3 separate regions of the Homo sapiens genome follow, and regions 1 and 3 are each linked to region 2. The links are chromatin loops, found by intact Hi-C in ENCODE. Cell type or tissue: sigmoid colon. All regions are shown on one strand. Each heading gives the region's core, and the rest is flanking DNA. Links, peaks and the distances in the headings are about the cores only.

Region 1 (4,894 bases), core at 571-4,570, 270 kb before region 2:
CTTAGACCCTCATTAATTCTATGCATGACCTGTGATTTTTAGGTTTTGTTTAAAAGGTAAAAATAAATTGGAGATGACCAGGTGTGGTGACTCATGCCTGTAATCCCAGCACTTTGGGAGGCTTAGGTGGGCAGATCACCTGAGGTCAGGAGTTCAAGACCAGCCTGACAAACATGGTAAAACCTGGTCTCTACTAAACATACAAAAATTAGCCGGGCATGGTGGCGTGCACCTGCAGTCCTAGCTACTTGGGAGGCTGAGGCAGGTGAATCGCTTGAACCCAGGAGGAAGAGGTTGCAGTGAGCTAAGATTGTGCTACCGCACTCCAGCCTGGGAGACACAGTAAGACTCTGTCTCAAAAATACTACTACTAATAATAAAATAAATTGGAGAGGATGTGGAGAAACTGGAACACTTGCATAATGTTGGTGAGACTACAAAACGGTACAACCACTATGGAAAATGGTATGGAGGTTCCTTAAAAAATTAAAAATAGAATTGCCATTTGATCCAGTAATCCCACTCTTAGGTGTATGTCCAAACAGAGTCTCAAAGGGATATTTGCATGCCCACGTTTATAGCAACAATAGCCAACAATAGCCAACAATAGCAACTCAACTACTCACTGATGAATGGACAAAATGTTATCATACATATACATATATGTGTACACAAACATATATATATGTGTGTGTGTGTATATATATATATGCCTACATACATATAATATTTAGCCTTACAAAGGAAGAAAATTCTGAAACATGTTAGAACATAGATGGAACTTGGCGACATTATGCTAAGTGAAATAAGCCAGTTACACAAACACAAACACTGTATGATTCTACTTACATGAGGTATCTAAAGTAGTCAAATTCATAGAAATGAAAAGTAGAGGCCGGGTGCAGTGGCTCATGCCTGTATTCCTAGCACTTTGGGAGGCCAAGGCGGGTGGATCACCTGAAGTCAGGAGTTTGAGACCAGCCTGACCAACATGGTGAAACCTCATCTCTACTAAAAATATAGAAAGTAGCTCAGTGTGGTGGCAGATGCCTGTGATCCTAGCTACTCAGGAGGCTGAGGCACGAGAATTGCTTGAACCCAGGAGACAGGGGTTGCAGTGAGCCAAGATTGCGCCACTGCACTCCAGCCTGGGTGACAGAGTGAGACTTTGTCTCAAAAAAAAAAAAAAAAAAAGAAATGAAAAGTAGAATAGTGGCTCCTAGGGATTAGGGGTAGGGGAGAAAAGACAGTTACTTAATGGATACAGAGTTTGAAATTTACAAGATGAAAATTTTTTTAAGATCTGCTTCAAAACAATGTGAATATATGTAACACTAGTGAATTGTACAGTTAGAAATGGATAAGATGGAATTAAGATGGTTAATTTTAGGTTATATGTTTTTTACATTGTTTTACAAAACAGATTAAAATGAACTTTGACACACTAGATCCACTCTCCCTGGAAACTTTCCCCAACTAAAGCACCAACCCATAACATATTACAAATATTAACACTTTATATAACTGAAGCTCAGTGTTAGAGTTCACAGGGAGAGATGAAATGACTCAAGGTCACAGGTTCAGATGTTCTGACACATTACTCACTCCATTTCCATAATCTATGCACCAAATACTGTTTTTTTTTTTTTTTTTTTGAGATGGAGTCTTGCTCTGTCTCCCAGGCTGGAGTGCAGTGGTGCAATCTCGGCTCACTGCAAGCTCCACCTCCCGGGTTCACGCCATTCTCCTGCCTCAGCCTCCCGAGTAGCTGGGACTACAGGCGCCTGCCACCGCGCCCGGCTAATTTTTTTGTATTTTTTTAGTAGAGACGGGGTTTCACTGTGGTCTTGATCTCCTGACCTCGTGATCCGCCCACCTCGGCCTCCCAAAGTGCTGGGATTACAGGCATGAGCCACCTCGCCTGGCCTGTTTTGTTTGTTTTTTAAAGGCAGGGTCTTGCTCTGTTGCCCAGGCTGGAGTGCAGTGGTGTCATCACAGTTCTCTAGACTCAAGCAATCCTCCTGCCTCAACCTCCCAAAGTGCTGTGATTACAGGCATAAGCCACCATACCTGGCCCCCAAAACTGTTTATGTGCATTGGTCCAGAAATGACAAAGGTTTTTAGAATTTATTGTCCATGATCAATTTGCTGTTGCCTTTTAGGATCCTCTATCTTTCAGCTTATCCTTAATGTGTGTCCTACATTAAAAAAAAGATATACCTTTTCTATTCACTTCTCCTTGGCCTGACATCTTAATATTTTACAATCCCATCATAAAAACATCAGCTTTTGTGGTTGGGTTTTTCCAACACCTCCATACCATTTCCACACTGGAAATTCACCTCTGGGTATCTGTGTGTGTACATGTATGTGTGCTTGTGTATGTGACTCAAAAGCCATTATTCCTTCCCAACACTCAAATTTCCTTTCAGGAAATTAACCTCTCTATCACTAAAAAAAAAAATGTCATGAATAGGGGCCAGAACTAAAGGGGCCAAAATCCTTGTCCTTCCACTATGCAGAGCCACAGAGTGAGACTGTAACCAACGCTTAGTCAATGGTACACGTGAGCTCAGGACTTTGAACTTTGAGAAACATAAGAATGGAACAAACATTCGGTGTCTAGGCATTTGCTAAACAGCATCCTGACTTGTTAAGGTTCCTATTTTTCAGTCCTCTGGTGCAGCCTTGGCCACTGGCCATTCCTTCGCTGGGACCCATGGCGATTCTGTAAACATCAGTTATCCTGCAGATAAATTCCCCTTCAGTGAAAACAGCCAGAGTGGATTGTTGTTGCTTTCAACTGGAAAACATTGCCTGACGATGTTTATTTCCACAGCTCTTTCAAAAGAGCAATGCCGTGGTTGTAATCTCAAGCTCTTAGGGCAATGTGAAATCCCCTTATTCTCCTGGTTCTATATGGAAAGGTTTTGAAACTGTCTCCATGTTTCTAATTCCAGTCTTGTCATTTTGCTCTTCAGATTTCTTTAAACCCATGCTGATCAGATACTGTTCTGCCCAATGATGTCCTAAAAACATCTATTAAAATAAACCCACTTACAGCAGAGCCTGCTAATCACCCTCCCACCTAATTAGATGTCTGACAGCCAACATCGGCAGGACTGCTGTCCTTCTGCTGGGCTTTCTATGCAGGAGTTTTACAGGTACATTAGGAACCAGTTAACCACCTGTGTCATAATCTTCTTCCTCTGTTTACTCACGAAAAGAGAACCATTTCAACCATTCCGAAATGAGCATGGCACTGGAAACCTCCCAGCATCAAACAAATGGCCACTGTCACTGATCAAAAGATAATTTTTGCGTAGGGGGTCAGGGGTAGCTGTCAGGGTGCAAATCTAGGATACGCTGCTGAGAAGATGTAGGTGGTGTGGCTGACAGCAGCTGGAGCCAGACTTGTGGGGGAGTGGAAGACACAGGGCTGCCAGCCTGATTATATCATTCTCCTTATTCCCTCTTGGGTTTTCCTTATTTTTTCCCAAAGAAATAGCTCCTAATTGTAATGATCAATTCTGATGGTTCTTTTTCCATTCCAAGCCATTCATTGTTGCCTTTATCTTTATTATCTCCTTTTCCCACAAACCCAAAGGCCCATTTATTTATATTCTGTCCCCAGCTCCTAAGTAAAGGAACTCACTGCCTGGTCTTGACTTCTTTGGTCAGAATAGTGCTGGGTTTTGGCCTAATTTCTTTCTCTAGTTTATAGATTAATTGATTTTAGATTTACATGGTCCTTAGTGGTTTACCAGGTGGATTCTTACTCCATAAATCATTCATTTCTCAAAATAATCTTTCCAGGTAGTGAAGGACCCATTCCAAAGTCCTACCAGTAGAACGTGGTAGTGCTGAGAACACAGAACCAAGCCATATTTTTTTCTGTAATAGTTATAAGCCAACCCTATTCTAACACATTTGCTCTTCCTGTCAGTCACATGAACCCAAGTGGCAGCCATGAAGTTCCCTCTCTGAATTCCTCACTAAGCCCTGGGGATTTAACAATATGGGTTTGGCAAGAAAAGTAAAACATTCTCTATGTAGACTGAGAACTAAACTAGGCATTAATAGGAGAAGAGTAAGGGAAGGAATGGTGGATCCTAAAGAAAGATAAATAAGCAACATCCTGCCCTATTACATGTCCCAGTCCTCTCCCCTCAAAAGCGTCCAACTCTCTCTCCAGCACCCCATGTGGATAAGCTGCGGGACTATGAAGTCAGTTGTCTAGTCTGAAGTTCTAAAAATCATCCAGGGCTGCGCCATCTCACTTACTTCCTTTTCATTCCACCTGTTTACTATTACTTAAATCCATCCTGCCACCAGGGCTTTTTTTTTTTTTTTTTTTTTGTCCAAAATTTTTACAGTAGCCTCTGAACTGGTCTCTATGCTTCCAGGGCTGCATTTCCACAAAGTATCTTCCAAATGTCCCTCGAAGATCTTTCTGTGTAGAGTCTTTTAATGACTCCCAAGGGCTTTCAAGATAGATTCAAAATCCCTTAACTTCCTTCATAAGTTCCTGGCACCAGCATGGATCTTTAGATTCAACAATTACCACTTGCCCAAATGAATGCTTCCTTCCAAGTATACAGGGTTACATGTAAATAGCAGAATAAGCCATGTTATTTCACTATTCCATCCTTTTGCACTCTTCCTCTCTATATATTATATACGTATATGTATGTGTGTATGTACATACACACACACATATTTTTTTCCTCCATGAGATGTCCATCTCTTCCTTCTCTGCAAGGCTATTACCTACTCCTCAAACCTCAGAAAAGAAGCTCAAGGGACATCTCCCTTGGGACCATCCTTCCCAAACCGCACACTAAATAGGCATATTTTCCGTCAAGAATTCTCATGATTGCTCTTCCTATGAATT
Region 2 (4,894 bases), core at 469-4,468:
TACCCAAGGAATTCATGATGACAGATTAGTATTTTAAAATGTTCACAACTCTCATTAAAAAGCTGACAATGAGCACAACTCACTAAAGTGGCACTTCTCTGGGAAGGTTTCTGGGAATTACATCACAACAGAAAACGTTTTGAAAGGTTCCAGACTGCGTAAATTGTGCATATTACAAACACTACAATCTCAATTACCTGGTTGAAGCTGTAAAACTTGAAATTTTTTTCCCCCATTTTACCCATCCTTGGTTGTTATGTTCTTGTCTATGTCTGGAGAAGTTTCCACACTTTAAAATCACTTTTAGTTATTACAATCAAAGCTGGTTCTCTACTATTTCAACTCACTGAAGTTTCTAGGTTCAATTTAAACAGGAATAGCTCCCTCAGATTGCAGACATGCAAGCTTTTCTGAAAATCTAAAACCTTTCCTGATAGGACCAAAGCTCATGGACTTGCATCCTAAGTCCCCTGGAATCCAGCCTCCTGGAATTGAGCAATCCCTTTCCTGCCTTCATAAAGGGAATGTTAAGTCTTTATTTGTGCTCTTCATTAGAGGAGGTCAGGCAATGGGGGAGAACAGGGAGTTGTTGTCACTGGGATATATCTGATCTTCCTGGGACTGACCATGCCAGAGAACAACCGCTCATTCACGGGCTGGAAAGCCCCAGTTCTCAAAACACCCTCGCTTAGCGCTGTTAGAAGATGCTGGAGAGTTCCTGCCCTGAAACTTGCATCCACTTGGTCCCTAAAGCAGAGGATACACTAAAGAACACCTTATATACTCTCCACTGCAGTTCTCCCTTGTGGAGAAGAAGGGGTTAGGAGCTCCGCATGAAATTAAAATAAAATAAAATAAAACGCCTACATATATGGGTCTTCTTAATCTTCTTTGAGCCAGTACATAGGTCTGGCAAGTAAAGGGAAAGTCACTTGAGGGGATGTCAGCTTGCCTGGAAATTTAACCCTTTCATCTCTGTATTAGGAGAACTTTAACCCCTCTGTTTACCTGGTCTTCAGTTCCACACACCAATGCGACCAAGGCAACAGGAAATAGGGATTTGACTCCTCAGTTTGAAGCTGTGGCATTTGGAGAGGACTCTGATGGTGTTGGTGGGAGAGATGGGGAGGTTGGTCTCCTAGTAGGTGATGTTAACTCTTGGGGGAAGTGGGCAGAGACCAGTTTGCAGCATCTCCCATGTCCAGAAACCCTATTTCCCCCCAATTCTCCATCAGATCACACAGCCGACTTTAACCCTTTCCATCTTTCCACCCCTTTACCCTCAGTCCCATTCTACTCACGCTGCTGTTGTGGCCAGACCAGTGGACCATGGCTTGGTTGTGTGCTGAGTCTCCCGTCAGCGCAAACGTGGTGCTGGTCAGTCTCAGCTCCTCCATCCGGAAGCGGGTGGCTTTGTCCGGGTCCCGCTCCCGAGTCCCAGGCTCCTGCTGCCCTCCATCTCTTAGCACTCCCCGGGGGCTCCGACTCGCGCCCTCTCCCCGTTCTGCCTTCTCCTGATCCGCTCCGCTCCGTCTCCTCCGGCCGGAGCGTGCAGCAACCGCCATGGATGCCCCAGTGCCCCGAGCCCGCTCCAGGGATAGCGCTCGGTCCCCGGGGGCCACTGAGAACAGGGGACGCACTACGAGGGGCAGGGGCGTGGCAGGAGCCCTGCCTGGCCGCCCCTGGTGGGAAAAGCCCCTAGGGGTCGAGGCCGAGCGTGGAGCGGAGCTGGGGTGCGGCGAGGGGCAGCAGGAGCCGCCGCCGCAGACGCCCGGGGCGCAGAGGATCAAGAGCCCCGCGCCGGCGAGGAGCGCGCTCAGCCGGGCTTGGGAGCCGCCGCCGGCGCCAACTTTTCCCATCGCGGGAGCGAAGAGCAGCGGAGAGAGGGGTCCCAGAACGAAGGTGGCGGCACGAGCTCTGCGCTGGCGGCTGTGGGGGGCCGGCGCTCAGGACCCCAACTCCATCCAAGTTGCGCCGCGGTGGGGGCGGGCGGAGGCGGCGCCGGGCAGGTGGCGGCCGCTTGCCCGGGCTGGGCTTGTGCCGAGCGCGGGTCCGGACGGAGCGAGCCGCCGCCGCGCGGGGGTGGAGCTGAGCTGAAGTCACTGGCGGAGCGGGCGCGGGCGCTGGCGGGCGACGCGGGAGGGAGGGCAGGCGCTGCCGGGACTCCGGGCGCCGCGTCCCGCGGCCGAGCTGCGCTGCGCACCGGGTCTCCGGGCGCTGGAGGCGCCGCCGGCGACCTCCCCTCGGCCTCGCAGGCGCTGCCGCCGCCTCTCCCCGCCGCCCACTCTGCGCCCCCGCGGCCGCGGGTCCCGGCGCTGAGTCCGCGCACCCTGCCCGCGGGGGCGGTCGACCCCGGGCTCCCGGAGCAGTCGATGTGTCGGGAGCTTCCTATTCCTGCTTTATTGTTTCTATGAGTCTATGTTGCTGTTTCCTTTTTTCTCCGTCTTTCTGGTCTTTTCTAGTTGAGGAGATAGGGATGGGTGGGCTTCTGCTCCTTCCCTCTCTTATGCTTCCTGAGTTGGCATCTTGACCTTACCCGCAGCAGAGCCTGTGTGTCCCAGCCTGGGGGGAGATCCCGGAAAGGCAGCAGCAGAGAGTGATGTAATTAAATGATCTCGTGTGTGAGTGTGTGTGTGTGTGTGTGTGTGTGTGTGTTAGTTTGGGGGATTTTTTTTCCCATCAATTTTAACGCTTAGATTTCTCTCCTAACCTCCTAAAGCATTCACTGAATTTGAACCCAATCTTCCTGCATGCAATCATATTTAAGAAAACGCTTTCCACTACGCGTTTTTTAAGCGTATATATCTTGGTTTCCCTAAGAGACTGCAAACTCATTGAGGACAGGAAGATCAAATTTCGAGCAACTTGGAGGAAGTGACCTGTTTTTTGTTTACCATTTTCCTCAGTACGTGGCACAGTACCCTACATGGGAGGAAATCTGCCAGTCATTAGTTCAATAAATATTTATTGTGAGTCTAATGCATATCTGCATAACAAATAAATACAGGAAAGGAGGCACAGTACTTATAGTTATTCTGTGTCACTTGGTGCCTGGCCCAGTGCTACTGCCACATGCTTTGAGATCCCTAATAGCAAGTCTGTGATGGTGCTCTGCCACTGGTTTGCTTTGGGACCTCAGACAAATCACAATCTGTCAGCTTCCTAAGCTTTAAAATTAAATGGTCACATTAGATGACCTTTAAAATCCCTTCCGCTCCTAAAATTCTATAATTGTATGATTATAGTATCTGCCCAGCCTAGCACCCTGCTACTATTCGTAAGTTCAGATGAAGATTTATAGCAGGTGAATGGGCTTTGAAAACGGCAAAGGATTTCTCAAAATCCAATCCTTTTTAAAGTAGACAGTTTGCTTCTAAGGGTTGAAATGGTTTCAGATTTCTTTGCAGTCTTCATATACGTAATATTCTCTTAGGTACATGTTATTACATTATTTAATGAATATTTACTGATTGAATAAATGAATGACACAACAAAATAGTACCGATTCCAGTTTCTAGTTACATTTTTGTTCATTTTCATACTAGAATAATAACCTCACTGAAAAATCTGTATACCGTGTTTGCGATGAGGCCAAGTTCAAAGTAATACAGAGTGATAATTACTCTTCAATTAATGAAATTCTTTCTAATGTCCAAGAAAACGTCTGTTATATCAATCCAATCCAGAGAGGTGTTGTAAAATATCGGCCTAAGTTCTTGTTCTTACGACCAGCGCAGAAAAAGTGCAAATGCAAGGAGGGCAGGCTTCTCAGCCATTAAACTTGAGTACCTAAAAGGACCTAAAAGAGTGTCCTGTTTGTCGTTAAAGAAGAAATACAAGCAAAAGCTCCTTTATGCCTGAATCCTCCAAAACAGAAAGGCTGTCTGGCAGGCTATGGCCTCTAGATGGAGGAGAGGAGAGCCAGAGGTCCTCTCTCCTCCTCAAATTGCAAATGTTCTTTGTCAAAACCCAGAGCGGTAGTTTTTTCTTTCCTCAGAAAGGTTTTTAGAGCTTTGCAGGATCATTTACTTAATGACTTCTTTCTATGCCCTGCTAACCTCCTTTCCAGTCTGGATAAGTACATGGGAATTCCTCCAAGAAAGGAAAAGCAGATTAAAGAATCAGAACCCAAATAAATTATCATCCAAATATAGGCTGGAAGAAGCAAAATGGAAAAGAAGACATTAGTGGATTCAGATTTCCTGGCTTTAGTCTATCATTGCCCTACCACCATTTATGTTATTTTGGTTTCAAAATGGAAGCGCTTCCTGAAGAATGCTCGTACAAGTAGAGTAGATTTTTCCTTCCCAGAATTTACAACCTCTTTTCAAACACACCTGTCAGAATGATCCCTTTAAAATGAAAGCATTTGCAGTCCATTTGCTGGGAGTTCATAGAGAGCAGGCAAGTTTTTAATGCCTGATTTTAATTATTCATTTGAGACAGAAGTTACACAAGTGTGGATGACATTGGCTGCAAGCCGTATTGTTCATATGTAGATAGATGGATTCATTTTATTTCTTATGGCTCTGCTCCCCGTTTACTTTTGCCAACAAACAGAAGCGGAAAGTACCAGTAATTTCCTAAATTATTCCCCTTATCTAGAAGACTCCAATAAATAGGCTAATCATGGAGGGGAGTCTATTTCAAGATGTTTTCAATCCAACAACCCACTAAGCAATCCAATAGATTTTTATTAATATAATATAATAAGAATGAGTCATTTGTTAGGAAAGTAATTGATATCAAAGGCTAGTAGAGAACATAAATCTGTAATTCCAATAAGGAGTCTTTTCATTGTGCACGTGACAAATATGCCACGACTTCATCTAAGTTATCATCATTTCTCATCTGGACTACCACAACAGCCTCTTACTGCTCACTCTACTCCATA
Region 3 (4,894 bases), core at 343-4,342, 460 kb before region 2:
TTAAAGAGCTTTCTTGCTTATTGGATGTTCTAAACCTTCAACACACCAGTGAGCTACTGTTACTCTCTAGGCAAGAAACACAGAATGAAGTTTATTCCTTTTTTCAGACATATTTGACCACACAACCAAATTCTCAGGAAGGATTACTAAGGACATTTTATTCTAAGTAACACATATGAGAAAATATTGTTGTGAATCTAAGCTCCTTATTTAAAAAAAAAAAAAATAAAGAAAAGAGACATTGACAAACCAGCCCAAGGTTTCAAAGCAAGTTAGTGACAGATCTGGGTCCCTAATCCAGGTCTCCTGCTGCAAATCAAGCAGCCTTCACATCACCTGCATCCTGGTCCACATCGATCTTCCACCACGGAGACAACTAGATCCATACTAATAATAATATTACCTTGCTTTTATAGAGTATCTGTCCTCCAAAATGCTCAAAGCACTTTCGTATGTATTGCCTCATTTATCTCACTTGAGTAGCTCAGAATGGGTTCCCAGCAAGTTAAAAGAAGGAAAACTCATTACTTTCCCCTGTCTGGAGGGCCACATGCTCTTAATGGCAATGGCAATATTAAAATCTCCCTACCCACTGTCATTCTTTACTATTAGTAAATATTTTTTTGAGCACAGCTCAGGGTGACTATGATCTTTCAGGAGTTGATACAATGGTAGTGGGTGATTAAAGAAAATTGAGCATAAAAGTGCTGGTTTGTCTCAATTCCTTTGGTCGGCATGAAGCTTTGTTCATTTCCAGTTGCACCAGCCCTGACAGGCCATGAAATATATGCACCTTTGTTGCAGATCATTCCACCCAAGCTGGGGTTTCTTTTTGAAGGTATAATGGGATTGTAATAAAGAATCTCATTGCCTTAAATAATAAACATCCACCCGGACTAAATAATACATTCATCTGCTGTACTAGCCCCTATTTTTTCTGGGAACAAGCTAAATTAATCACTGCATTCTACCCTCAGAACCCAGATAAGACTGAGTAATGGAACATGCTCTTCTGGGAGAACAGGAGGAAGAAGACAGATGCAAATTTGGGTTCAAAGTAAAACTTTTTCCTTCCATATTGGCTAGATGCCACTGCGGGCAACTGTCAGCAGTGATCTGTGTGATGGCTATGAACAAGCAATGCAAAGTATCTGTTTCCCAAACCTCCAGCAATGAGTCTACAAACATTTCTTTGATTTTAAACTATGATTTCTGGGGCTCCTTAAGTCAATGGGATTTTCTTCTTAATGCCCCTGACAGTATATGGAATTTTGATGGGGTGATGATGCTATGTTTTAATAACAGAAGCTATTAATTTACTAAGAAAGTATAATATAAAAAAGTACTACCTTGAGAGTCAGGAGACTTGAGTTCTAGCCTCAATTATGCTACAAATAGCATTTGATTTCCACCAAAACTTATGTCACTTAACGAGTTTATTACCGGCCAGGCTCAGTGGCTCACACCTGTAATCCCACCACTTTGGGAGGCCAAGGCAGGCGGATCACGAGGTCAGGAGTTCAAGACCAGCCTGACCAATATGGTGAAAGTCTGTCTCCGCTAAAAATACAAAAATTAGCCAGGCTTGGTGGCACGCTCCTGTAGTCCCAGCTACTCGGGAGGCTGAGGCAGGAGAATCGCTTGAACCCGGGAGGTGGAGGTTGCAGTGAGCCAAGACTGCGCCACTGCACTCCAGCCTGGGTGACAGAGCGAGATTGTGTCTCAAAAACAAAACAAAACAAAAACAAAAACAAAAACAAAAAACAGTTTATTCCCAAGAGTGCGCATAAGATGAGGATATGGTCTCCATTTCCACATCCCCCTTGAACAACAGCAGCATGTCATTACATTGAGGATAATTCTTTTTTTAAGGTGCAAATCCTGCAAGTCAACTACTTCATTTATTAGTCAATCAAAGAAACAACAATTTATTTCAATGCTCAAGAGGAAAAAAACAAAACAAAACCTGGCTCTGTTGTATTTATTGAGTTAACATGTTCATTTCTCTGACAGACCTTCCTAAGAGATTATCAGAGGTAATTTGAACAACACTCAGTTTTCCTTTTACATAGTGATGTTATCCAATTCTCATCTAAGGCACAACTTAAGTGTTGTAAATTCTTGTCTTACTGGAGAAAAAAAAAACAAACACTTAAGCCAAATCAAGAACAACAAGAACTTAAATGTATCCATACACAGACATACATACAGTTCTGGATAATTACCACAGTCATTAATCTCTCAGCAGCTGAAAATAACAACCACGAACATAGCTATAGTTCTTTCAAGTTAATAGTGCAACTCAGTGTGTGTTATTACCTCTAATGGGCTGAGGCTTACATCCCACCTTTCACTACGTTAGGGTGAGGGAAGGGTGGTAGCCAAGAAAGAGAATTCATCCTGGAGAAACCAGAACAATCTGTTACCACTGGCTCTCCCGGGAGAGGAGGCGTGCTGTGTCCTTGTGTTATGTCTATTATATGACTTCCTGGGCAGCTATCTGGTGTTGGTTCAAGACAACATACGACAAAGTGATGGATGAAAATATAAGAGAAAGAGGCATGGCAACTCAATTAAAAAAAGTTAGGTATGTTCTTTGTGCAACCCAAAGGCTTCAAAGTTGAGCTATAACTCTCTTTAAACCTGCATAGTCCCTTTCTTATAGCCACATGCATCTCCCTTGCTCTAAGATTAAGGCACAGTACATTTACAGTTCCTAGTCACTTCAAATACATCACGATGGCAGCAAGATCGCAAATACACAGCTCTGAGCTCCCGAGTCAGTTTGACCTCCACTAGGTGGCGCTCCATATTAACGCAGTTCTTCAGCACTTCTGGAAAGACAGCCTGGGGATGTCAACAGTTGAGGGTCTTTAACTTTTGTTTGCCTCTGTTTTCCAAAGGATATGCCTTTGGGGAAGTCTAAAAAATTAGCTGCGACTCAGAACTCTAAAGACAACCAGTCTCATAAGTTTACAGGGAGCTGACTGGCTGAGAAAGCAAAGGCTGGTGCCACGTCACGGCATCACTGCTCAGTAAACAACTGATAATCAAATGGGACAGAAATGGACGGCAGCTGTTGCACTGATACATAACACATCCAAAAAATATTTTCTGTCTTGTTAGAAAACCAATACATATGGCTTGAAAATCTTTACTATTGAAAAGCAAATCAATTATTAAAATTCATATGAATGTTCCTATAGCAACAATCTCAGAGACAGAGAAGAAAGAAAGAAAGAAAAAAGAAAGAAAGAGAAAAAGAGAAAGTAAGATGAAAGAAAGAAAAAGAGAAAGAGAAAAAAAGAAAGTAAGATGAAGGAGAAAGAGAAAGAAAGAAAGAAGGAAAGAAAGAAAGGAAGAGAGAGAGAGAAAGGAAGGGAGGGAGGGAGGAAACAAGAGGAGGGTAATAGGACTGACCAAAGAGACAGTAAGGCAGAGCAAACTTGGGAAACAGAGATGAGAGATGTAAAGAAAACATGACTATGAGAGGCTGAAAGAGTCCTTGGGAAAGGGATGGAGGCTGGCTTCTGTGAATGAGAGTCAAGAGTGAAATGAAGAAAGTGATTTAGGCCATACCTTGGGCAAAGCATATTTCGGAAGCTTCATTTGGGCAAATGCATTCCTTCGGTAGGACACGTAGTAATGTGGCCGCCCTCCTGATGTCAGCTGGATCATAAAAACAAGACTGTAAGAAGCTCGAGCTACTGTAACAGGCACAGGTCACAGAACAGTCACCTGAATGGAAGGAGGAAGCTTCCAACACAACAAATGGCATTAATGTCTATTGCGGACAAGTGTAAAGAATTGGCCTTCAGTTCAAACACAACTTATAAAGACATATGAGCTGGTCAGCGGCCCAAACTGAACCTACTGGACAAAAATACAATTCTTAAGTTTGCACTGTGACTCAGATGCCAGAAAACATTTTGAGTTATTTTTTTCAAATGGGGTACATTGGCTGATTGCCATCACCAGCCCAGGTCTCTAGACCCAAGTCTATGACCCTACAAGTAGGTCCCTGTGCCATATCAGAATGAAATGGCCCAACCCAAACAGTGGCAGAGCTGGAGGCTCACATCTCTGGGCACTGAATTCCAGTTTGATGGTGTTACACTGATGATTATGGGCACATGGCACAGACAGGAGTGCTGGCATATTAGATGGAAAACCAGGCTAGGATTGGTGTCCAAATTCAATCTAGGTCTCTTCTATTTAATTTAATTTTTTTTTTTTTTTTGAGATGAAGTTTCACTGCTGTTACCCAGGCTGGAGTACAATGGCACTATCTCGGCTCACTGCAACCTCCGCCTCCCAGGTTCAAGTGATTCTCCTGCCTTAGCCTCCAGAGTATCTAGGATTACAAGCCCTTGCCACCACACCTGGCTATGTTTTGTATTCTTTTAGTAGAGATGGTGGGGGGGAGGGTTTCACCATGTTGCCCAAGCTGGTCTCGAACTCCTGACCTCAGGTGATCTGCCCGCCTCGGCCTCCCAAAATGCTGGGATTACAGGCATGACCCACTGTGCCCAGCCTTTTTGAAAAAATTTTTAAAGCTAAATCTCACTCTATTGCCCAGGGCTAGAGTGCAGTGGCACAATCATAGCTCATGCACCCTTCAACTCCTGGGCTCAAGTGATCCTCCCCAGGAGCTGAGACTACAAGCAGGTGCCACCACAGCCAGTTCCCCTCCAATCTTGTCCAAAGCATGCAGCCCAAAGAATCCTGGTGGGTGTGAGAGAGGGCAGGAAGGTACAGAGGGCAGGTAGAGAGGGCAGGTGTGGTCTCCAGCCAGCACATGAGCAACCTGCAGGCACAGTGTCAAGGGCACCACCACGTCTCTCTCTCTCTCTCCTACACAGCCACTCTTAACCCCTCTAAATGCCTGGAGTTT

Evidence for each region. A loop is a pair of places that touch in the nucleus more often than their neighbours do. Peaks named below come from ENCODE experiments on the same cell type or tissue, not always from the same donor. Only the 100,000 strongest peaks of a DNase experiment are listed, where the experiment ranks them.
Region 1: a loop joins it to region 2, with 3 times the contacts of the local background. A loop is called at or near these places in 1 of 110 quality-filtered maps.
Region 3: a loop joins it to region 2, with 4 times the contacts of the local background. A loop is called at or near these places in 1 of 110 quality-filtered maps.

The regions. Positions count from the first base shown.
Region 1 is chr10:106,895,254-106,900,147 of GRCh38, forward strand. All of the region lies in intron 2 of SORCS1 (sortilin related VPS10 domain containing receptor 1), which reads right to left. Among named protein-coding and RNA genes, the nearest start is that of SORCS1, 270 kb to the right of the region's middle. In sigmoid colon, for the core only: no CTCF peak of the experiment used is centred there; a DNase peak (open chromatin) is centred at 2,698; H3K27ac peaks cover 758 bases.
Region 2 is chr10:107,162,668-107,167,561 of GRCh38, forward strand. It overlaps SORCS1 (sortilin related VPS10 domain containing receptor 1), which reads right to left and starts at 2,039. Exons shown (of 26, transcript NM_052918.5): 1 at 1,302-2,039. The coding sequence starts at 1,859. RefSeq lists a silencer at 1,755-1,948. In sigmoid colon, for the core only: no CTCF peak of the experiment used is centred there; DNase peaks (open chromatin) are centred at 524, 1,527 and 2,074; H3K4me3 peaks cover 2,609 bases; H3K27me3 peaks cover 2,679 bases.
Region 3 is chr10:106,702,966-106,707,859 of GRCh38, forward strand. SORCS1 (sortilin related VPS10 domain containing receptor 1) reads right to left here. Exons shown (of 26, transcript NM_052918.5): 8 at 3,580-3,669. Among named protein-coding and RNA genes, the nearest start is that of SORCS1, 460 kb to the right of the region's middle. In sigmoid colon, for the core only: CTCF peaks have their summits at 2,772 (motif pointing right) and 2,976; a DNase peak (open chromatin) is centred at 2,806.